Linked DNA regions of Homo sapiens: regions 2 and 3 are each linked to region 1. Evidence: chromatin loops called from intact Hi-C (ENCODE). Cell type or tissue: PC-3. All regions are shown on one strand.

Region 1 (8,000 bases):
AAACAAACTCAGTTACTGAACTTTCCCCCTTCTCAATAGCTAGCGCTCTTAATTGGGAAAATTTGTAAGCTCAATCTGTTATAATCTTTGTAGTTGGGACTGTGGTCATGTAGCACATGGCTGGGGCTGTGGTCATTCACAAGGAATCTGTAATTTCTACTACCTTTTTTCTAGCCTATATTTAATCTGAGAAGTTTCTAGGAGGTCATACGTCACCTACGTCAGTACTTACAATGCCCACCAGCAATTCAATCCAATCTAATCTCATTCCATTCCAGTCAATGGACAAATATATACTTCTTTTCCCACAGTATAAATCTGAGGAGTATTTACGCTGCCTCTACTCTATACCCAGCTCTGTGTTAGGCTGTCAGAGGGGGAAGGCTAGCTGGTCAACAAAACTCACCTGTGTGAAGCAGAAGAGAGCAAGACCACCCACCACTCCTCACCACCATGATTGGGACACAGGTGTGCCTAGGTGGGCAAGGAAGGCTTCTCGGATGGGGAAGGTGGTCTTGGTCTGGGGTTTGAACAAGGAGAATTAGGATAGGGGAGGTGTGCCCCTGAGGCTGAACAGGTCTGGGCGAACAGGAGGAAACCATACTATTTCCTTTCTCAGCTCAGAGACTAGGCACATCTTGGCCTTGTGTTTGCTTCTGACTTTGGATCAAAGGAAGCAGGGAACCCCAGAGTCTCCTATTTAAGACTATAAGCTCCGTGAGGTCAGCGTGTGTGGCTGTCTTGTTCGTCATGGGGTCCCCTGCGTCTGGCTTGGCACCTGGTGTGTGGCTTCCTTGCTTCTTCTCTTCCCAACAATTCTCCACCGCAGTCCTAGTGACTTTCAAAATGTGTCACATTACTTTGATGTTTAAAATTATCTGATAGTTCCCCACTGCCCCCAGCACAAACTCCCTATGGAGATCTCCAAGGGCGAAGGTGATCCAGCCCCTGCTTCTCTCTCTCACTGCTTCTGATGCTCTTTCTCTGTCTCTTTGCTCATCATGCTTCTGCTGCCCTAGCTTCCTTCCTGTTCTTCAAATGTGCCAAACTTGTTCCCACCTCTAGGCTTTTACCTTGAGTGTCTCCTGCTCTCTCCACTGTATAATTATGTTTTATCTTCACACTTACCACCATCTGAAAGTATCATGCTTGTCTGATTATCGTTGACTGTTTCGTTCTTAGAGTATAAACTGCATGGCAAAAGGGACTTTGCCTGATGGACTCATGGCTATATCTCCAACATCTGGAACAGTGCATGGCACACAGTAGGTCCTCAATAAATGTTTGTTGAAGAAAGGAATGACTAGCAGTATTATGGTGCACAATGACTTGTAAATGACTGCAGGCTTCAGTTCCAGCCCTAACTGGGTCAGGTGAGGAGGGACTGCTGCCTTCCTGATCTACCTTAGCCGTACCTGAGAAAGCCTGCTAGGCTTTGTGTTTGTCGCCTATCTCCCTCCAGGTGTCCAAAGTGAGAGATTTCTGGGAAAAGCTGAAATACGTAGAAATATACAGAGTCAACCAATACACATTTACTCTGGCCATATCAGATGATGGTGATGGATGGCAAATACAGTCTGGTTGAAGAGAGAGGACTGGTGCTAACAATATCATCTGAGAATCATGCTGGACAGGATGAAGTTAATGCATAGAGCAGTGGTTCTAAACCTTTTGAGGTCAGGGACCCCATTGAAAACATGAAGAAAATGTGTCTTCCCAAGAAAATTCTCACATGCACATAGACATGAAAGGCAGCCTTCAATGCAGGGACTCACAGACCCCAGCATCCCTCCACCAGCCCTGAGCTCACCCCTGGATCCATGGTGGGGGCAGGCTGACAGAGCTTCTAGATCCACCAGTAGAAGGCCTCCTGCTTCTTCCTCGGGAGTCCTAGCACCCCTTTGGATCTAGAACAGGGCGTTTGTGTCCCTTCATAGCCACTAGTATGACAGGCATGAGAATGGGAAATAATCTTCACACTCCCTCACCCCATCCTACTGCACCAGGGGTCTGCCATCTCATCTAGGGCAGAGGCCATTCTTAGCCTTTAGTCAATACTGTCGGTTTCCTCAGACATCAAATACTTTTCCTTTCTCATAACTGTTCATAATTTACTGGATTAAATAATTTCTCCCTCCCTTCCTTTGCCCAGCCATAATGAACACAGAAATGGTCCAGCATCTAGCATGGCAACTTGTACCCCGCAGAAGCTTTTTAAAAAGTCTTTTTGTTAATTTATAAATAGTAGCTGTCTTTTATTGAGTGCTCACTATGACACTGAACAAGGGGCTTGAGAAGAAGGATTTGTGACTCCCCTGACAACTCTCTAAGGTGGAGACTGCCATTAGGCCCATTTTACGTAATGGAAAGTGGGTACTTGGGGTGCAGGGAGGTTAAACTAGGGACAGAGAAGGGAGTTGAAGCAAGGTCTGCTTGCAGAGTCTGGGCATGTGGCCACTGTCCTGTATTGCTACCCTGAGCAGCAGGACTGTTGAATTCATGTTGAATGCACTGACCATGCTTTGGATTCGGCAGGAGCAGAAGGTAGGAGGGGAGAATCCAGGTGCTGCTTGGTGGCCAGGTGGGCTAGTCAATGCCCACATGACCAAGCCAGGCTGCCAGGCCAGGATGCTTCTCCCCTCCTCCTGGCATGGTCCTGGAGCCCGGGCCACCTGATCTGGGATGCAGCGACGGGTGGATGCTATGACACTTGCTGGTATTCTGTATCAGTGGTAGCCAGGGCAAGAGGGAAACTGCCTCAGTGGCAGAGCTGGCTCATTCTGGAATGGAGATTGATTTCCCAGTGTCCCCTCCTGCCTCTCCGGAGCTGGTTGGTGTCAGGGAGGATATTTTTGTAAGGATGAACTGTTCTTGAATGTTTCCTGCAGCTGCTGGCCCAGGTCTCCCTCCAGCAGTCACAGGGCCTGTTATGTACACCTCCCTTTGCTTCCCAACATATTCAAATGAGAAGAAGTCCCCTCTCTGAAGAGCCCCTGGCTCTCAGGAACCAGCGGGATGCAAGAGTGGGAGCAGGCACGGTGGCTCCCCACCAGCCACCTGTGGTGTGGGGGCTCAAAAGAAGCTGTGTATTTACAGATTCTTCCTTTAATACAGGGCTGCAGCTGTTTTGAGGAAGGATTAATTTTCATCTTTCACCAGCTCAGAGAGGTCCTGGGCAGACATCAGGGAGAAAGAGTGACAATTTGGGGAACCCTAAGAGGTTTTGATTTATCTGGTCTCAACTTTCTCATCTATAAAATGGGGTTGCCAAGTCCATCAACAGGAGGTGCTCTTTCTCCATCCCTGACTGGTTAGAAGGTTGGCAGAGTAGCTCACACTTCAGGTGCCCAGATTTGACATGGCTGGGCTCCGAGCCTGGCACAGTGACATCACAAAGTCAGCTGGACCCTCTGTGCTTCCTGCATGACAGAATGAAAGTGGCTTTTTTTTTTTTTCATTTGGAATCCAAGATGCTGAGTCATTCACCAGCTCAGAAGAGGAGATTTTGTTGTAAAACAATCCAAAAGGCCCCTCCCCGCGTCCTTGCCCAGCACTCCAGGCCTCGCCCCAATGTTAATTCTGAGGGGATGCCTCCAGGAAAGCATGACAGCAGATGGAGAGGGCGGGGCTGGATGAAGTAGATTCTGGGAGGAAAACCAGGGTTTCAGAGTTTCCTAGGGGTGAACCCAAGCCAGGCATGTGCCCTGGGGGACCACGTATACTTACTTTCTTCAGATTCTATGTTATTCTTAAAGTCTTTATTGATCATCTATTGTGTGCCCAGCCATGTGCTTGTCTTTGGGGACCCTGAAAGGGAATACAGTTCCTAACCTAGATGACCTGACCATTTAGCTGAGGGTGGGGGAGACAAATGTAGCTCACCAGATACGGTGCACCTCCCGAAGAGTATGTGCTCAGTGCTTGGTGTGTGTTACAGGCAGGCCCGGAGAAGGTGGGGGGAGCTGGATGAAGGGAAAGGGACTTGGAGAAGAGGCAGAGGGCACAGCGGAGGGCATTCCAGGAAAAGCTGTCAGTCTGAGCAAATGAGTAGGAATGGTTTTGATTAGTAGTGGTGTTAAGGACACTGTGATGAGATTAACCAGAATTGAAGTAAATGGCAAACATTGGAGCAGTGTAGGGTATGGATTATGGAGGACTGGCTATCCACCGAAGACTTTTGAGCAGGAGAATATCTGAATAGAGTTGATTTTGGCTGCATAGCAGGCATGCAGGATGGTGCAGGTCCCCAGGTTTCTGAGTCTAAGCCCTAACTTAATCCTGAGTTGTTGCTCTCCTGGCTTTCTAAATGTAGCAACCATCCATCTATCCATTCATTTATTATCGATCTATTTATCCATCTATTAATTACTCATCCATCTATTTATTCATCCACTCATTCCCTTATTTTCCTCTTCACTGGCCTCTAGTGTAAGATCCTTCTCTAGGCCAGAGACACTGTGTTCCCTGCCATATTCCTGGTTTCTAGCATCGTTCCTGGTACATAGTAGGCCCTCAATAAATATTTTTGAGCAAATTCTCTCGCTGAGCATTCACTCACACATGTACACTTTGCACAGGATATTGAGTCCATTCTGCTCTACTTTTTGGGGGAGCCATAGCTGGTTATTTGAGGGGGTCCTAGAATGGTTCTTCAGTATCCCAACAAAGTCCTAGAGAGATCCTTTCCCCACTAGTTTAGACAAGAGCCTTGAGCTTTGAGAGGAGACCTGAAGGCTAGTCCCAGTTTTGCAAAGACAAAGTATGTGGCCTTGAGCACTAACATTTTCCCTTTGTTTCTTTGGCAGATAAATGAATAAGCTTGGGATAAGAGAGCTTTGAGAGTCATCAGACTCTGACAGGTTATAATTCTATAACCTTAATCCTTCTCATTATAGGGCAAATAAAACTATGTTAAAAAACTGTTGGAAATCAGGCAAGGTGGCTCACACCTGTAATCTCAGCACTTTGGGAGGCTGAGGCAGGAGGATTGTTTGAGGTCAGAAGTTCCAGACCAGCCTCGGCAACAAAGTGAGACCCTGTCTCTACCAAAAATAAAAAATTATCTGGGTGTGATGGCGCACACCCGTGGTCCCAGCTAGACAGGAGGAAGAGGCAGGAGGATCACTTGAGCCAGGGAGGTTGAGGCTGCAGTGAACCATGGTCATGCCACTGCACTCCAGCCTGGGTGACAGAGCAGGACTCTGTCTCAGAAACAAGAAACAAAACAAAGCAAAAAACAGCAAACCTGCTTGGATTCAATCAAAGGAAAGTTTCCCCAAATTCAGCAATTTAATAGGTTTCTCAGCAACATGGAGTCTCCATAGCTGAGTAGCTAAGTGTTTTTCAACCCTGGAATAGAATTATCTTCTGGTAGTCCCAGTATGAATGCAATACCCCACTCATAATTAGGAGAATCCAGCAGTGCCCAGAAAGCAACTTAATTGCTCTGAGACTGAGTTCCTTTCCCTGATTAAGTCACTTAATAAATGACCACATCAAGTAGCCTGAGGCTGGACATTTCCAAGGAGGATCTAAATCCCTTTTAATTTTCAGGGCTGTGTGCTTTCCTTTTGCAGCCTCGAGCTGCAGTGCCCAGCCTGCCATCTGAGAAGCATTTCTTCAAGGTGTCAAAAGGATGTGTCATGCATTTGGAACGAGGGCTAAATTAAAAGGCCGTACGACACATAGTTACATAAATTGAGGTATTTGGGCTGTTTCCTCCAGTATAAACTACTCATTTGGCAGTTTTTTCTGGAGCAGAAACACAGTGTGCAGTGGGACACTTGCCTGACGTTTACACCTCCCCACATGCATACGCATGCACAAGTGCACACACATGCGCAAGTGTACACACATGCAGTCAGGAAGGGAAGTGCAGGATCCCCTGAATTGGACATATCCATTTGGCCATATGGATTTTGTTGCTCAGAAGAGGCAAAGATTGGTGACTGATAACTTGGCACTTCTAATTTTCATACTTGCTTCTGGGAATGGCCCTGGGACTTGGTCCCCTTGCCTCTTGAGAGACTTGGGTTCTGTGATGAACTCATATAGCATGTTATATTTCTTATTTTTATTTTTATGATTTTTTTGAGACTGAGTCTCACTCTGTCACCCAGGATGGAGGGCAGTGGCGCGATCTTGGCTCACTGCAACCTCTGCTTCCTGGGTTCAAGCAACTCTCCTACCTCAGCTTCCTGAGTAGCTGGGATTAAAGGCATGCGCCACCACGCCTGGCTAATTTTTGTATTTTTAGTAGAGACAGGGTTTCACCATGTTGGCCAGGCTGGTCTCGAAGTCTTGACCTCAAGTGATCCACCCTCCTTGGCCTCCCAAAGTGCTGGGATTACAGGCGCGAGCCACTGCACCCAGCCATATATTTCTTAACTCGGAGAGGAGAAGAAACTTAAGTGATTTAATCCAACTGCCTCAATTTTAAGATGAAGACACCAGTGCCCACTAGTGCATAGCCCGAGAAAGCCAGAGCCAGTGCCAGGCCCCAGGTTTTTTGGTTCTTTATACCACATTCCCTCCCCACCAAGGTTTAGAGGGCATCATTTGCACCAGTCAGCAAAGTGACTGTCCTTGTCACTTTAGCTTTTGCTTTGCCTGGCAACTGGGCTGATGGGCACAGCCCCAGCCACACAGCAAAGGCACTGTAGTAGCTAGTCTCCCCAAAAGCCTCCCACTATGGGTCAACCCTCCCAGAATTCACACCAGTCCCTCCTACACTAAATCTGGGCTGGCCCTTTTAATCACCAGAATGCAGCAGAGGTAAGTAACACTTTGTGACTTCTGAGGCTGAGTCATAGAAAGCCTTGCAGCTTCTTCCTTGGACTCTGGAAACACAAGTTCAGGGAAAAGCCGCTACTGTGTAAGAAGTCTGATACTCCAGACTGCCATATTGTGAAGGAGCTCAAACTAGCCATGTGGCAAGAATGTGTGGGATGTGTGGGGGCCATCATCCAGTGTTCCCACTATCCCTGCCCAGGTGCCAGACATGTGTGTAAAGAAGCCTTTTGGGACACAGCCTAGTTGAGGCTTCAGATGTCTTTAGCTCCTGCTGACATCAGAAGAGACCCAAAGTGAGAACTGCCCAGCTGATCCTATGCAACCCCCAGAACCATGTGAAATTTATTTATTTAATTTTATTTTTAAATTAAAAAAGTAAAAAAATTTTTAAGAGACAGGGTCTCTTAAAATTCTGCTACCCAGGTTGGAGGGCAGTGGCACAATCATAGCTCACTGCATCACTCAAACTCCTGGGCTCAAGCAATCCTCTTGCCTCAGCCTCCTGAGTAGCTAGGACCAAAGGCATGTGTCACCACACCCAGCTAATTAAAAAAAAATTTTTTTTTTGTAGAGACAAGATCTTGCTATGTTGCCCGGGCTGGTCTTGAACTCCTGGCCTCAAGCTATCCTCCCACCTCAGCCTCCCAAAGTGTTGGGTTTAGACGCATGAGCCACTGCACCAGGCTAAGAAATTTAAATAAATTGCTTTAAGCCACTGTTTTGGGGGTGATTGTTACACAGCAACAGACACTGGAACTGGCACGAACGCATGCCATGGGTTCTCTGCTCTGTCCTGCCTCTAGTCAGGACCCCCTTTTTCCTTTCCTTCTGTACCCAGTCCCCCTCTCCCTCATCCCGGAGTTATCCCAGCTCAGATAGGCCACAAGACAGAAAATTGAGAGCAGACTGCCTTGGCTACTGATTTTACCCCAGGGAGAATACAAGTGCTTGTGGCCAGCTGAGAAGTCCCAGCTGCTCACAGCATGCTCTGAAACTGTGGGCTCCGGAGAGGCTGACGGCTTTGCTTCTACTTCATGCCGGTAAGAGACTTCTTCCACCACCTGCCAGGAGCTTTCAGATATTTTGCCATGTGCATTTCTGCTCTTAATCTAGTTTTGAAGGTTGTTTTTTCTTTTCATTTAAAAAAGTCACCGTTTTCTCCAATTAAACTCTTACTGGGTGGGAGAGCCTAGGGCCAGCACTTCTGA
Region 2 (8,000 bases), 410 kb after region 1:
TAATCTTACTGAGCTGGAGAAACAGACTGGAGGTTGGGATTCCTGAAGGTTTTAAGAGTATGATATCAGAGAGAATGAAGCTCTGAAGAGCAGTATTCCAGTTACTCATATAAGTGACATCTTAAGCATTTAGCTAAATACTAAGCTGCACATACCCAGGGCACCAAGACAAGACAACACAAGGCCAGGGGAAAAAAAAAAAACAAAAAAAAAAAACAGCTGCCTGTGAGTTGGCAGCTACCCAGAGATTCCTGAGATTACACAAAGCTGGGAGACATAGGACGTCCTACCAATCATACTGAAGAGACCTCGTTGAACACCCCGGATACTCTGCTGATACCCAGAAAGGGGTAGAAGTGAGCTATTCTAGTCCTGGAGAAAGGATTACACTACCCCCACCCTAACAAAATTTTAAAAAATAATCCTTACTCAGATGGGTTCACTGATGAATTCTATCAAACATTTAAGGAAGAAATTATACCAATTCTCTATAATCTTTTCCAGAAAATAGAAGCGGAGGGAATACTTCCTAAATAATTCTATGAAACCAGCATAACCTTAATTCCAAAACCAGACAAAGACATTACAAGAAAATGACAGATCAGTATTTCTCATGAACACAGATGCAAAAATTCTCAAAAAAGCTAGGAAATCAAGTCTAACAATCTATAAGAAGAATTATACACCATAGCCAAATATAATATATCTCAGGTATGCAAGTCTGGTTCAACATTCAAAAAATCAATTAATGGAATCTATCACATCAACAAGCTAAAAAAGAAAAAAAAAATCACATAGTCCTAGCTGCAGAAAAAGCACTTGACAAAATCTAACTAACACTCATTCATGATAAAAATTCTCAATAAACTAAGAACAAACGGGAAACATCCTCAAGGTGATTAAAAACATCTACAAAAACCCTACAGCTAACATAACATTTAATGGTAAGAAACCAGAATATTTCCCACTAAGATCAGAAACAAGACAAGGATGTCCCTTCTTACCACCACTCAACATCATACTGGAAGTACCACCTAATGCAGTAAGAAAAGAAAAGTTATATAAGATTGTGAGGTGTATTAGTCCATTTTCACACCGCTATAAAGAACTTCCTATGACTGGGTAATTTATGAAGGAAAGAGGTTTAACTGACTCACAGTTCCACATGGCTGGGGAGGCCTCAGGAAACTTACAATCATGATAGAAGGGGAAGCAGGCATGACTTACATGGTGGCAGGTGAGAGAGAGTGTGTGTCTAAGTGCAGGAAAAACTACCATTTATAAAACCATCAGATCTTGTTAGAATTTACTCACTATGAGGAGAACAGCATAGGGGAAACCACCCCCATGATCCAATCACCTCTCACCAGGTCTCTCCCTCAAGACCTGATGATTACAATTCATGATGAGATTTGGGTGGGGACACAAGGCCTAACCTTATCATGAGGAAAGAAAGAAAACTCTTTGTTCACAGATAATATGATCGTCTATGTAGAAAATTCAAAAGAATTGATTAAAAAACTCCTGGAACTAATACGTGATCACAGCAAGGTTGTAGGACACAAGGTTAATATACAAAAGTAAACTGTTTTCCTATATGCCAGCAATAAATAAGTGGTATTTAAAATTAAAAACACAGTACATTTACATTAGCACCCTCCAAAAGCTTAAAGTATAAATCTAATAAGATATGTATAAGATCTATAAGAAGAAAACTACAATACTCTATTGATAGAAATCAAAGAACTAAGAGGAGAGATATTTCATGTATGTGGGTAGGATGACTCAATACTGTCAAGATGTCAGTTCTTCCCATCTATAGATTCAACACAATCCCAATTAAAATTCTAAAGTTTATATAGAGAGCTAATTAGACCCAGAACAGCCAACACAGTATTAAAAGAGAATGAAGTCAAAGAACTGACACTATCTAACTTTTAAGACATACTACACTAAGCATAGTAATCAAGACACTGCAGTATTGGTTTAAAAAAAAAAAAAAAAAGACAAATAGATCAATGGAATAGAAAGCACCAAAAGACCCATATACATAGAGTCAACTGATCTTTGACAAAAGAGCAAAGGCAATACAATGGAGAAAAGGTATCTTTGCAACAGGTGGTGCTGGAACAACTGGACATCAACTTGCAAAATAATGAATGTAGACACAGATCTTACACCCTTAACAAAAGTAAATCAAAATGAATCATAAGACAGACATGGTGGTACATGTTGATATTCCCAGCTACTCAGGAGCCTGAGATGGGAAGATCACCTGAGCTCAGGAGGCGGAGGTTGCAGTGAACCAAGATCGTGCCACTGCACTACAATCTGGGCGATAGACTAAGACTCTGTCTCAAAAACAAAGACAAAAAATGAAACAAACTCACATCAAAATGAATCATAGACCTAAATGTAAAACATGAAACCATAAAACTAGGCAATAACATAGGAGAAAATCTAACTAAACTTGGATATGGCAATGACTTTTTTAGATACAACAATAAAGGCACAATTCATAATAGAAATAATTGATATGGATTTTGTTAAAATTTAGTGTCTTTATGATACTATAAATAGTGAATATAGGTTATTATCTGTTTGTCTAAACCCATAATGTGTAACATTATACCATAATGTAAACTATTAACTTTGACTGATAATGATATGCATTCATCAATTGTAACAAATGTGCCATTCTGGTGCAGAATGTTGAGACTGGAGGGGGCTGTGCATATGTGGCAGGAAGATTTATATGGTAACTCTCTGTAGTTTTTGCTCTGTTGCGAACCTAAAACTGCTTTAAAAATAAGTCTTGAAAAAAATCCCTATATGATTCATTCTGATCTGATAGTCTGATCTGAGAGTTAATTATCTGATTACCAGAAGAAAATTCAATACTCTTTAAAGGAAGACAACAAAATTTGTATTTTCAACAACACAGAGCATCCACAATATCCACCATGTAATAAAACTAGCTAGACATACAAAAATGCAGGCACATGTGACCAATAACAGAATAATGGGTCAACTTATCCAGCAGAAACCAAACTAGGATGACCCAGATGTTGGAAACAGCAGACAAGAACTTTAAAGTGGCTCCAGGACTTAAAGGCAAATATGGTCCCAAATCAATGAATAGATGGTAAACAGCAGTAAAGGAATTAAAGCTTTAATAAACAAAGAATAAAGAAATACAGCATCTGAAATAAAATTATTGAATGGGCTTAACAGCAGATTGGAGTAGAAAAATAAATAAATCAGTGAACACGAAGAGAGATATGCAGAAATTATCCTATCTGAAGACCAGAAATAAAAAAAGAAGGAGAGGCGAGGATGGGGGGTATAAAAGAACCTTAATGAACTGTGGGACAAGATCACAATGCACAACTATATGTAACTGGAGTCCTGAGAGGGAAAGAGAGAATAGGGCAGATAAATATTTGAAGTAGTAACAAAACTTTCCCCAATTTTTTCAAAAACATAACATAATGTAAAGATGCAAGAAGCTCAGTGAACCCTAAGAAGGACAAAAACAAAGAAAACTATACCTAGAAACTTTATGGTCAAACTGCTGGAAAACAAAGATAAAGGGAAAATTGTCAAAGTAGCCAGAGAGAATGTACATGTTATATATGGAGGAACAACAATATGAGTAATGGTTAACTTTTTATCAGAAACAACAGAGGCCAGGAGACAATGAAACGGTATCTTTAAAGTGCTGCACACACACATACACACACCACAACCACTTGTCAACCTCAAATTCTATATCTTTAAAGATAACGGAAAAGGGATTTTTAGATAAATGAGATCTCATTGCCAGCAGACCTACACTACAAAAAAATTTTAAAGGGAATTTTGCAGACTAAAGGAAATTGACACCAGCTGGAAAATATATGGGTAAATATAAAATTGTGCGTGTTTATTCTAATTTTACTTAAAAGACATAAAACCAGAAAGCAAAAAGTAAAACATGGTATTCTAGGACATATATATATATATATATAAAACAATTGATGAATGCATATATATATATATGCATATATATATAGCACAAAGAAGGAGGTGAGGTGGTAAAATATTAACCACTGTTGACTGAGAAGATATGACTGTGTATTATAATCCCTAGAGTAACCACTTTAAAAAAAATGCAAAGAAGTATAGCTGAAAAGTCAACAGAATTAAAATGAAAAACTAAAAATGATTTGATTTTCTGCCAAAATAAGGCAGAAAAGGAACAAGAAATGATCAAAAAGCAGATGGGACAAACAAAGCAAACAGCAAAACTGTAGACCTTAATTCAGTTATATTAATACTTATATTAAATGTTAGTAAAAACTCCAACTAAAAAGCAAAAATTGTCTATAAAGACTGTATCACTTAAAATCTTTGCATTTTTTTCTGCAGGTAGATCATACCGAAAAAAAAAAAGAACCATAAGTAAAAAATACAACCTAAGTTTCTAACCTGGTAGGCCAGATAATCAGTTTAGAAGACAACAGCAGTGCCCTTAACATCTGTCTCTCGGGTTTCATAGCTAGTGGCCGGGGTGCAAAATATAGAACACTTCTGGTTTTTGTCCACTGCAATCTGATAGCAGATGTCCTCCCCAGATGTCTCACCTCCTGACTCTAAAAGGTAATCCTTTTCTATATAAAGTATTTTGTAAAGCCAGAATCATTCTCAGCATAGCTTCTGTAGACCACATAGGTAGTCAGTTAATGACACAAGCTTGCTAGTTAGCTGCTTGTTTGGTTCTCATTCCATAAATAGACGTTAAGATACTGATCCTGCCTTTAAAAGTTTCTGGTGATGATTAAAATTTAAACAAAATATATAACTTCTTTATGAATCATGAAACTAAAAAAATGAGTCTTTTTGTATGTTATCTAAGAGTCCTGTGTTTAAATTTTAATGCAGACAAACTTTCATTCTTTCCTCCAGTAGGTGTTCTTATGTCCCCTAGTGGATACAGGTCGATATGGTGGACGAATGATAGGGCAATACTGGCTAAGTAAAGGTTCATAAATCCTAAATGTCTGCCTTGCCCACATATTTTTCCAAACCAGTACCTTGCACTATTCTAATTTACCATAAACAAAGAAAACATTAGTATATCTGAACTGGACCACACCTATCTGCCCCCATGTGTGGTCACTGGGCTAAAACATAGTTCTGGCTCATGACATATGCATGAACAAATGCACACCAATTAGCTACACATTTTGACCTGACATAATACAAAGGAGTTGACATTTCCACTGTAAATCTCTATTTTTAGAGATTTATAGCTTAGTCATAAAAGTGGACTTTAGAAAAATCAAGAGTGCAAACTTTTAGCCATAAGAAAGAATTTTTCCCTTCTAATAAATTAAAACAGTGTGTAGAAAATCTGATCTGAAACTATGGTTCTGTGTGAGAGAGACAGAAAGAGAGAGACAGAAATAGAGGGAAGGAGGGAGGGAAGGCAGGGAGGCATCCTCCTGGTGTTCAGAAATTTTGACAGCCATGTTTAAATTATTTGTCTGTTTGAGGAGACAGAGGTTGGAGAAAAAAAGAGTATTAACGCATAATAATAAAAAAAGGCTTTTCTTCTCCACATGTAGAAAAAAGGCTCTTTCCTAATGTTTCCAGTAGTAAGTTCTAAAGATACATTTTCTCTTCCCAAATACACATACATGTATGTGGCCACACATGTAGTCAGATGTGAACTGGCTTCCAGCCCATTATTATTATAGACAGTAAACCTTTCAAATTAGACCTGAGGCTGACACTGCCAGGACAGGATCCACATTAATGTGGAGTCAGAGAGTTAATATGGAAAGGAAAGGTTTCCTTTCGCTTCCATGTCCCATCTCTACATAACCATGGCGACAGAGCCCAGGCACTCCATGTGATCTGCAATGATCCTCCACACCTAGCCTCATGCACTGGTGGCAGTGAAGACCAGGCTGCAAAACTCTGCCTCCCATACTGTTCCTATCCCCATTTCCTATTTTATCCATAGTATTTATTATCACCTGATGCACACAGGTGTGTATGTGTGTAAGTAAATAAATATGATTTGTTATTGTATCCTGGTACATAGTACGTACTCACTCTAACTGCTGCTTTAATTTTATTTCCTTAAGTACTGGTTTAGTTGAAGATCTCTTTGTTCATTTGCTGGCCATTTAGACTTTTCTTTGTATTCCCACTTCTTAACACCATGCTTCTTAGTACATAGTAGCTACTCAATAAATTGGGTAAAGGAAGGAAAAACCAGGGACAAATTTCTAACAGTTCGGCTTTTGGATTCTTCTTGCTGAAGCTGGGAATTTGGTTTAAGAAAAAGAATTGCCCTAAAATAGGAGGAGATACTGGTGACGTGGCATTGCTTGAGGGCATTACAGCAGCACAATCTCAATTCCTATTATAGAAACGCTTTCTTAGCAGGCATCAATCAACAGCAAACTCAGAAATTTTAAAGTGAAATTTAAGATGTCCTAACATGTTAAGACTGACCATAGCCATAGGCCCTCCCACTCCAAGCTGCCAAATTCTCATGCCAATACTTTCTGGGTAGGTTTTTAGGTCAATAAAGAGTTCCTGTTAACTCACACCCTAGTCAGACTAATCTCTGATGCTTTAATTGGAAATGTTTAAGTCTTTCTTTTCCTGGGAACTCAAAACTTAAGCTTCTGTCGCTTCAAACATGAACTAAAGTACAGCATCTTGTCATACAATAAAAAGATACCAAAGAAGCTGGGAGATTTAGAACCGGTATGCAAAGACACACTAGGAAGTCCTGACATGTCAGCTCCCAGGTCAAGCCTTATGAAACTCATTTATGGGATGTCATTTACCACAGACAGATTCTCTATCTTATAACTGACATGGTCAGAAACCAATTAAGCACCTCTAACAGAAAGGTCCAACAGCATACGTTGGTACAGACACATACCTTGATGCAATTAATAGATATGGGAAAAAACTTATATGAAAATGTTGCCTTTAGACATAATCTTTTCTTTAATGTTCATTGTAGTAGGACTCATTTTCCTGCAATATCTCCCGTTCTGGGAGAATTAGGTGAAACCACACCCATTTGACCCACAGACTAACTGTGCCGTGGACAACGGCTAGGTCACAGAGTTAAAGAAAATACAAATTGAAGAATTCTGGAATTTAGAAAAGAGATATGGATATTACTAACTCCTCTTTACCAGGGAGAGAATCCTACGGTATAGGAACCAAATGTTGGTCCTTAAAGAAACAGCTATATGAGCAAGATCAGGACTCAGATAATTCATCTTATTCATTCTCAACCCATCAAGGGAATATTCTATTGGAGTAAATCTCAGCTTAGAACTGACAGTTTATTTTAAGTAAGTTTGGGTTTTAAAGTGAATCAGCAACTTATTTCCATTTTAGTTTGAGAGTTTTCTGACACTGAGAAGAAATGGAGATAAGGCAGTCTAGCTACCTTTACATGCCACCCTTTTATAATATTCTAACAAAATTTCTTTCCTTCTCTGGAGGCAGTAGTGTCTCGTCCCTAAAAGTAAGTTTGTAATAAATATCTACTGTTTTGAATGGCCACACGTAGTAACAAGCTACAGTGCTGAAATTGAAAGGAGGGCAATCTGGCTGAGACATAACCAAAAAAAGGGGAAAGTACTAAGAAATAAGGCTGGAGAGTAGACAAGCTCTTGTAAGTCTCCATGGCAAGGAGTTTGAATTTTATTCCAGAGACAACGGGAACAGAGATGGGATCTGACATACTTTTTAAAAATTATGCTGTAGAAAATGGATTTTAAAAAGACAAAAGTGAAAACAGGAAGTCCTGGTAAGAGACTTTCTCAGTATATCAAGAGGGAGATGATGGCTGCCTAGAGTCAGGTAGCTGGAGGAAAAAGAGGGAAAGAAGCAGATGGAGTTAATAGTAGAGAATGATGAAGCAAAAGGAAGAATAAAGAATCTTAATAACAAGAAGTTTTTAATGACAACAGGTTTGC
Region 3 (8,000 bases), 470 kb after region 1:
TGGATTAACATTAATATTAAATCAATACAAAATGTAGTAAATTTCATATGCTTTACTTACTGAAGAGTATGTGTCTAATACACAGTTCAGTGCTCAGCATAGATCAGAAATCTTAAATAACCTAAATGCACAGAAAAACCTCAACATTGATTACTTCAATATAAAACATGTAAGGACTGAAGAAGTATATGTGACTAGAATTAATGAAACAAATCAAACTGGGAGTGATGATTTTTTTCCAGACATTGCTAAGAACAAAAGTTTTAATACCCTCCCTTTTTCATTCCTATTTAAGAGTTCAAGAATAGACACTTGCCAAAAGTACACTAAATTTACGAAAACACTTTCTGTTTGATGGGAAATTTTCCAATAAACTATTGGGAAATTATTCCAATTATCTCTAATATATTTTGAAGAAAGCAAAAATGAACTTTATATAAAATTCATATATCTAACGATTTAATATTACATTTCACAAAACAAATTTCTCAGCAGTACAAACAAATTAGCCTCAAAATCCTAGCAATTTGATTATTTTATGTATTTTGCCATGAAGCAGATGACTGAGCAGAATTTATCATCTGGGGGGATTTTAACTGCCACAGTTGTAATTCAACTAATTATTTATAGATTATTACAGTACTCAGAAGGCCCTTCAAATTGCTATAGTTTAGACCTTCACCTAAACCAATACATTAGTATTTCAAGCTTTAGATATAAGAAAGTACACTTCAGAAGCTAGCATTGAATTTACATTTTACCAGATCTAAAAGTTAATATGCCAATTCTCTATAATTAAATTGATAATTTAAGATATTTTATTTAAGCACTATTTTTAGGATTTTTATTTTAAGGAAACAAACCACACACTTATAAAGTAAAAAGCAAGTAAAGTACCTACAATATCAACGCATTCACTTTCAAATTTTTTAACAAAAACCCTATTGAGTTAAAAATGCTGCTTTATTTAATTAATTTATTTTTTTGAGACAGAGTCTCACTCTGTCGCCCAGGCTGGAATGCAATGGCGCAATCTCGGCTCACTATTACCTCCGCCTCCCAGGTTCAAGAGATTCTCCTGCCTCAGCCTCCCGAGTAGCTAGGATTATAGGTGCCCACCATCATGCCCAGCTAATTTTTGTATTTTTAATAGAGACGGGGTTTTGCCGTGTTGGTCAGGCTGATCAGAACTCCCAACCTCGGGTGATCCACCTGCCTCAGCCTCCCAAAGGGCTGGGATCACAGGCGTGAGCCACTACGCCCAGTACAAAAATGCTAAGTTTTATCTTAGGTAAAATTCAATGGTGTTACTTACAAAAAGCTAATCATTAATCAATATAATTTGTTTTCTGTATAAAAGATATACGTTTAAATAACAGAATTGATATCTCTACAGTTTACAAGTCTTTTCTACCATGACAGATTGTATGTTGATGAACCGTTTAAAACTAGGTTTTCAAAAAACTTTTCTTACAGTGACTATTCATTCTGACCATAAGGAATGTTATTATCATTATTATATTTTGCCAAATTGAGATGGGAAGGTGAGATTATTTTCATGAGAAAGAAAAACTAGGTTTTTTCTGTTGTTGTTGTTGTTTTTGAGACAGAGTCTCGTTCTGTCGCCCAGGCTGGAGTGCAGTGGCGCCATCTCCGCTCACTGCAAGCTCCACCTCCCGGGTTCACACCATTCTCCTGCCTCAGCCTCCCAAGTAGCTGGGACTACAGGCGCCCGCCACCACACCTGGCTAATTTTTTGTATTTTGTAGTAGAGACGGGGTTTCACCATGTTAGCCACGATGGTCTCGATCTCCTGACCTCGTGATCCGCCTGCCTCGGCCTCCCAAAGTGCTGGGATTACAGGCGCAAGCCACTGCGCCCAGCCAAAACTATTTTTTTTTTTAAATTACTGGGCTAACAGTTTTCACCTTCATTTACAAGATTTCATGAAGACTCTGCATGAATCTCTTTTCTTCCCATTTCCCAAATATGAAAATAACTTGGTTTTTCTGATTTTAAAATAAATTACATGCTCTTTTATGTTAACAGAAGAACTTAATTTAAAAGTAATTTGCTTAAATAAAAATGCAGTTATTTAGTAAGATACCAAAAATCAACTGGGATATAATTACTCAACACTGACTGATACCTTTTTAATTCTTTACAAAAGTATATTAGAATTCTTCAGGCTCTACAAATATCTAGCATCTTCCCCTTTTCCTTCCTTCTGCCTATCAAAAATGAAGGTATTAAAAAGCCACTATGCCAAATGCCTAGCTCATCTCAAAGTTTTAAAAATAATTTATCTAAAAAACATTCTTCCAACTTGTCAGACTGAGAAACATATCGTGAGAGGTTAAATGACTTGCACTAGGTTTCTCAACGAGTAATACAAAGCACTAAAAACATGAACCAACATAAATCTTAATTATTTGCATATGAGATAACCTGTTCTGAAGTATCAAAAGAATAGCTGTTTGTATTTTAGGGATAGGAGACAAGGCCAAAAACTAAACTACCACGAACAGTGGGGGCTCTGAGATTTAATGCTTAAAGGGTAGAGCTTACTTCTAAGAAAATATCAAAGCAATTTTAAATTCTTTTATGTAATGATGAATTATCATTTCAAGGATTCTCAAATGAGCAATATCTAGTCATCTTAAAAACTTAGGTAAGGCCAGGCACGGTGGCACACACCTGTAATCCCAGCACTTTGGGAGGCCCAGGTGGGTGGATCACCTGAGGTCAGGAGTTCAAGACCAGCCTGACTAACATGGTGAATCCCAGTCTCTACTAAATACAAAAAAAAAATCAGCCAAGCGTGGTGGTACATGCCTGTAATCCCAGCTACTCAGGAGGCTGAGGCAGAATCGTTTGAATCTGGAAGGTGAAGGTTGTAGTGAGCCAAGATCGCGCCACTGCACTCCATCCTGGGCAACAAGAATGAAACTTCAACTCAAAAAAAAAAAAAAATAAAATAAATTAGGTAATCTAGTGATTAAGAGGACATACGGAAACAAGCAGAATCATGTCCCGTCAAAGACTTTCAAACTGCAGAACTCTTTGGATGGTAAATTGAAAATCAGATCAAAAATCACAAAAATGTACATTCTCTCTGAACTAGCTATTATATTTTTAGCAATACATGCAAATGAAATGTAAAAATTCAAAAAAATTAAACTGCACTATTTATGATAGCACAACTGTGACTGAAACAAAGTGGAAAAAAATGCCTATCATTACAGTGTTCATTTAATTAAGCTTTCATTAAGAATTATTATTGTAAAATATTTTTATCTCATGTAAAATATTTATGATAAATTATTAAGTTAAAACTGGGTAAAGAAAAAGCAGGCTTATGTAATATAATGTTAATAGTATTTAAACATGTATTATTACTTTAATTGTATTCTTGTTTAAGTTTTTCTGCAATAACCATGTAATACTCATATGTAATCAGAAAAGGTTTAAAAATGTAAGAACAATTATTAATTGGTCAGGGAATCATATCAGATAATGGCCAACTTTTTTTTTTTAATTTACCAAGCTTTCTTTTAAAGTTATTGTGAACTTAAATCTTGGTAAATACATCATTTGTTTGTAGAAGATCTCAAGCAATGACATTTTATGACATCATTATGATAACATAAAAGAAAGATAGCTAAGCAGAAAAGTCAAGAATAAGTTCTCAACTTTTACACACAGGCCATTTAAGAAGCAAATGAATGATTAAAAAAATCTTATAAGAAAATACAAATTATACATCCTTAAATTTCACTTGGTCCTTGCCCTCTTGAATTTTACTTGGCCTCCCAAGTTATCCTTCATGATCACTAAGGCATAACCAGCTCACTATCTACAATATAAAATATGTGAAGTGATGCAGCAGTATGCCAGGAAAGTAGCATGTATGAAAAAGTACTAAGGGCAAAATATGGTGAGGCAGAAAAAGAGAAAGAAAATACACAACCTCCTTACTTCAATACCAAAGGAGTTTACCTTTAGATACGTAACACTAGCACCATCTGGTGGAGGACAAGTTAGAAGCAATTCTTCAATTACCAGCGTTTTGTTTTTGTTTTTTTAAGTTTGTTATGTTTCAAAAAAGATGATCATTTTCCACAGAGAACAACTCTAGTAGTGGTACAGTTATCACACAGAGGATCCACACCAAGCCTGGGAGAAAATAAAAAGTCTACCAACCAGAGGATCTAAGTATACTCCAGGATGGACATCCTATCAAATCTTAGCTACAGAGCAGTCTTTCAAAAGAACAGAATTATCTTGGCTACTTCTCTTTTGGTGCCCCATACCACAGTGGATGAAAAGAACACTTTCCAACCACAAAATAAACCTAAAATGGACAGACCCGAATTACCAACTAAAAAGCAGAGCTTTAATTTGGATTTTGGGGTTCCAAACTTCACAGAGATGACAAACTCAATGGTACCTTCAAATGCCATCATGGGGAAAAGCAAATCAACAAACTGAAGGACAAAAAAGATGGAAAGTTTGTTTCCTATTTGTAGATTAAGTACCTCTACTGAGGTAGAAGAAATTTCAACAAAGAATGGCGTAAGCAGAAATTGTTTCCCCTTACCTTCCACAGTAAGCATCTCACTCTCTCTCTCTCTTCCCTCTCTCCCCGCATTCTGCTTTTCTCTTTCAAAATCCCTCTTTTATCTTTTTTCTCTACCTGTATCTGATACCAACATAAAGTTGTTGCCATACCATAAAGTATTTAATGGTACCACTAAGGAAACTAAAGAAAAAAACTGCCACAGGACCAAACACAAGACCTGATGCGTAAGTGGCATTCGACTAGGCAAGAGGCAAGGGCCTGGTTGATACTGGGACAGGAAAAGCAGGCTCATAGAGAGGAAGGAACACTAACTGTGGAAGAAACCGTTGTTTGCAACAGTACTATAAACATTCCAGGTTCACTGCTAACAAGATACAAAACCTAAGGGGGCAGGGAATAAACACTATTCTAATTTTATAATTAAAATGGTCTTTGGTCAACATTTTGAAATGTATTGGCTTAAAAAACATGGTATGTCAACCCACCTGCCATCCCCACAAAGCACCCAAAAGTTGCTTCTCCTGATTCTTGCACTTAACTCCAAAATTATTTATGTCTTTTGTACTCAAATTTGTATTTACTCATATAATACCAGATTATCTGTATTTGTTTATACTTTTCAAGTGCACCTTCATTCAGATACAAATCTGAGAGCTGCACAGAGAATTGTGAAGTTTGCTTAACAAAGGGAAAAGTTTGCATCATTTTGCATCATTTACTCTTCCACTGCTCCTATGTTTTGTTTTGTTTTTATTTTTAGCTTAAATGCATCTGTGGGAGTTTGTCCAGTAATAAATATGAGAAGTTCAGATTGCTATGGCATAGATTTTTTAGAATAAAACATATTGCAAATTATTCTACTCCATCATTATCTAATAACGTAAGACAGAATTAGCCAACTTTGAGAATATTCTAATATTTTGCTATATTTTCCCAATAATACTGACTATTAAAAGCATTAAAAAAGAATGACAACAAAAAAGAAAACCCCAAATAAACAAACAGAAAAAAAGCAAAATGAAACAACAGTAAAAAGTAAAATAATAATAATAATTAAAAAGAGAAAGATAGAAGCAGCGATATACTTTGCCGGCAACAAACAGCCCAGTTCTTTTTTACCTATAGCTGAATAAAGTTTTGGAAATAACAATGGTTTCTGCTACATTCACTAATATGCTTCTATACTGTACTGTTACAATCTCAGCGAACTCCACTAACAAATGACATACATTCATGATGCCATTCCTCACTCCTCCCTCTCTCCCTTCTCTTACATTTGTTTATCTCTCTCCCCACAACCTCTACTTTCCTCTGAACTTATACCTCAGCAGGAGTCACCACTATCCAGTCAAAGGAGACCCTATCTACAAACTTCATCTAACATACTCACCACCCAGTAGCCTCCAGTTTGGATCTTGAAGATCTATTCTGGAGCAGCCTCAACCTTCAAAATTTCTGTTGGCCACCCAGCTAATGCTGAAAAAAAATCCTGAAAACACATGCTATGTACAGATCAGCCTCTTTTCTAATCATAGTTTTTAAAGTACACTGAACAGATGGAGGGAAAGAATGAGTTGCTCAGTTCAGCCGGCTGCTTCTTAATCTAGAGTCAGATCTTTACTTTTTTGTGATCACTGCACATTTCTGACTCTGCTATATTACACTGTGTAAATATTTAGGAGACATAATTCCTTTCAAGGATCTAAACTTCTACTGTCGCTATGGCAAATGAACCTGTTTATGCTATGTTCATTAATGGCAAGCCTAAAAGAACACAGGAATTTACTAACATGTGGTACACAAACATCACAATCATAGAGCTTCTCATGGGGACATACCAAGAACATGAAAGGCCAGTTTATTTTTACTGTCATTGCCCTATAATTTCCTTTAATTCTACTAGAACAGTCCTTAATTCAAACCCTTCCTGCAGTTACAGGAACAGGGTAGACTGAATGTACATAAACGGTACCAAAAACAACCCACATTTCCATTTAACTTTCCTTCAATCTAGAGCAGTAATTCTCAAACTGGAGCCTACATCAGAATTAGCTGGAGGGTTTCATAAAACAGATTGCTGAGCCACACCCCCACAGTTTCTACTTCACTGTGGCTGAGAATTTGCATTTCTAAGAAGTTCTCTGGTGAATCAGATACTTCTGGTCCCGGGCCCACACTTTTTAAGGTTTGCTGAGGTATGATTTACATTGCATAAAATTCACCCATGTTAAGTGAATATAATTCAATGACTTTTAGTAAATGTTGTACAACCATCACCAAAATTCAATTTCATATAATTTTTTTTTTTAAGAAACTGCCAGCCAGGCGTGGTGGCTCACGCCTGTAATCTCAGCACTTTGGGAGGCTGAGGTGGGCAGATCACGAGGTCAGGAGTTCAAGACCAGCCTGACCAACACGGTGAAACCCTGTCTCTACTAAAAATACAAAATCAGCCCGGCATGGTGACATGCACCTGTAATCCCAGCTACTCAGGAGGCTGAGGCAGGAGAATCGCTTGAGATCGCACCACAGCACCCCAGCCTGGGCGACAGAGTGAGATTCCGTCTCAAAAAAGAAAACTACCTAGGTGCAATGAATGAAGGCTCCAGTTTGTTCATATCCTTGACAATACTTACTATTTGTCTCTCTTTTTACTATAGCTATTTTAGTGGCTATGAAGTGTTATCTACTTATAATTTTATTTATATTTCTTTAATCATTAATGATGTAAACCATTTACTCAATGTACTTATTGGCCTTTTCTAACCTTCTTTAGTGAAATATCTATTCTGCCCATTTTTAATTGGTTTGTCTCCTTACTAGTGAGTCATAACTGTTCTTTACGTATTCTAACTGCAAGTCTTTTATCAGATACAATATTTGCAATTATTTTCTCCCAATTTTGGTTTATCTTGTCATTCTCTTAATGGTTTTCTGAAACAGAAAGTTGTGTGTGCTCATTTTAATTTTTGAAAATTACTTGATATATAACTGTTATACATATTTTTGGGGTACATTGATAATTTGATATCTGTATATAATCTGTAATGATCAAATCAGGGTATAAGTGGGATATCTGTCACCTCAAACATCTATTTTTCTTCATGTTGAGAACATTACAATTCTCTTCTATTTAAAAATATATAATAAATTACTGTTAATTATAATTTCCCCACTGTACTACGGAATACTAGAACTTATTCCTTCTATATAACTTCTTCATGCCCCCCAACTCTGGTAACTACCATTCTACTCTCTGTCTCCATGAGGTCAACTTTTTTGTCTCCCATATGAGTGAGAACATGCAATATTTGTCTTTCCATGCCTGGCTTATTTCAGTTAGCATAATGGCCTCCAGTTCCATCCAGGCTGCTGCAAATGACAGGGTTTCATTCTTTTTTTATGGTTGAATAATATC

The links. Peaks named below come from ENCODE experiments on the same cell type or tissue, not always from the same donor. Only the 100,000 strongest peaks of a DNase experiment are listed, where the experiment ranks them.
Region 2: it touches region 1 in a loop (13-fold over the local background); 3 of 110 quality-filtered maps call a loop at or near these places.
Region 3: a loop joins it to region 1, with 10 times the contacts of the local background. A loop is called at or near these places in 13 of 110 quality-filtered maps.

Annotation. Positions count from the first base shown.
Region 1 is chr2:45,021,659-45,029,658 of GRCh38, forward strand. No RefSeq gene overlaps it. Among named protein-coding and RNA genes, the nearest start is that of SIX2, 16 kb to the left of the region's middle. In PC-3, a CTCF peak has its summit at 3,274; DNase peaks (open chromatin) are centred at 3,413 and 6,813; H3K27ac peaks cover 1,080 bases.
Region 2 is chr2:45,435,370-45,443,369 of GRCh38, forward strand. The region is part of intron 16 of SRBD1 (S1 RNA binding domain 1); the gene reads right to left. Among named protein-coding and RNA genes, the nearest start is that of SRBD1, 170 kb to the right of the region's middle. In PC-3, CTCF peaks have their summits at 4,973 and 5,175; a DNase peak (open chromatin) is centred at 4,962; H3K27ac peaks cover 2,677 bases.
Region 3 is chr2:45,490,854-45,498,853 of GRCh38, forward strand. The region is part of intron 14 of SRBD1 (S1 RNA binding domain 1); the gene reads right to left. Among named protein-coding and RNA genes, the nearest start is that of SRBD1, 120 kb to the right of the region's middle. In PC-3, a CTCF peak has its summit at 4,031 (motif pointing left); a DNase peak (open chromatin) is centred at 4,018; H3K27ac peaks cover 591 bases.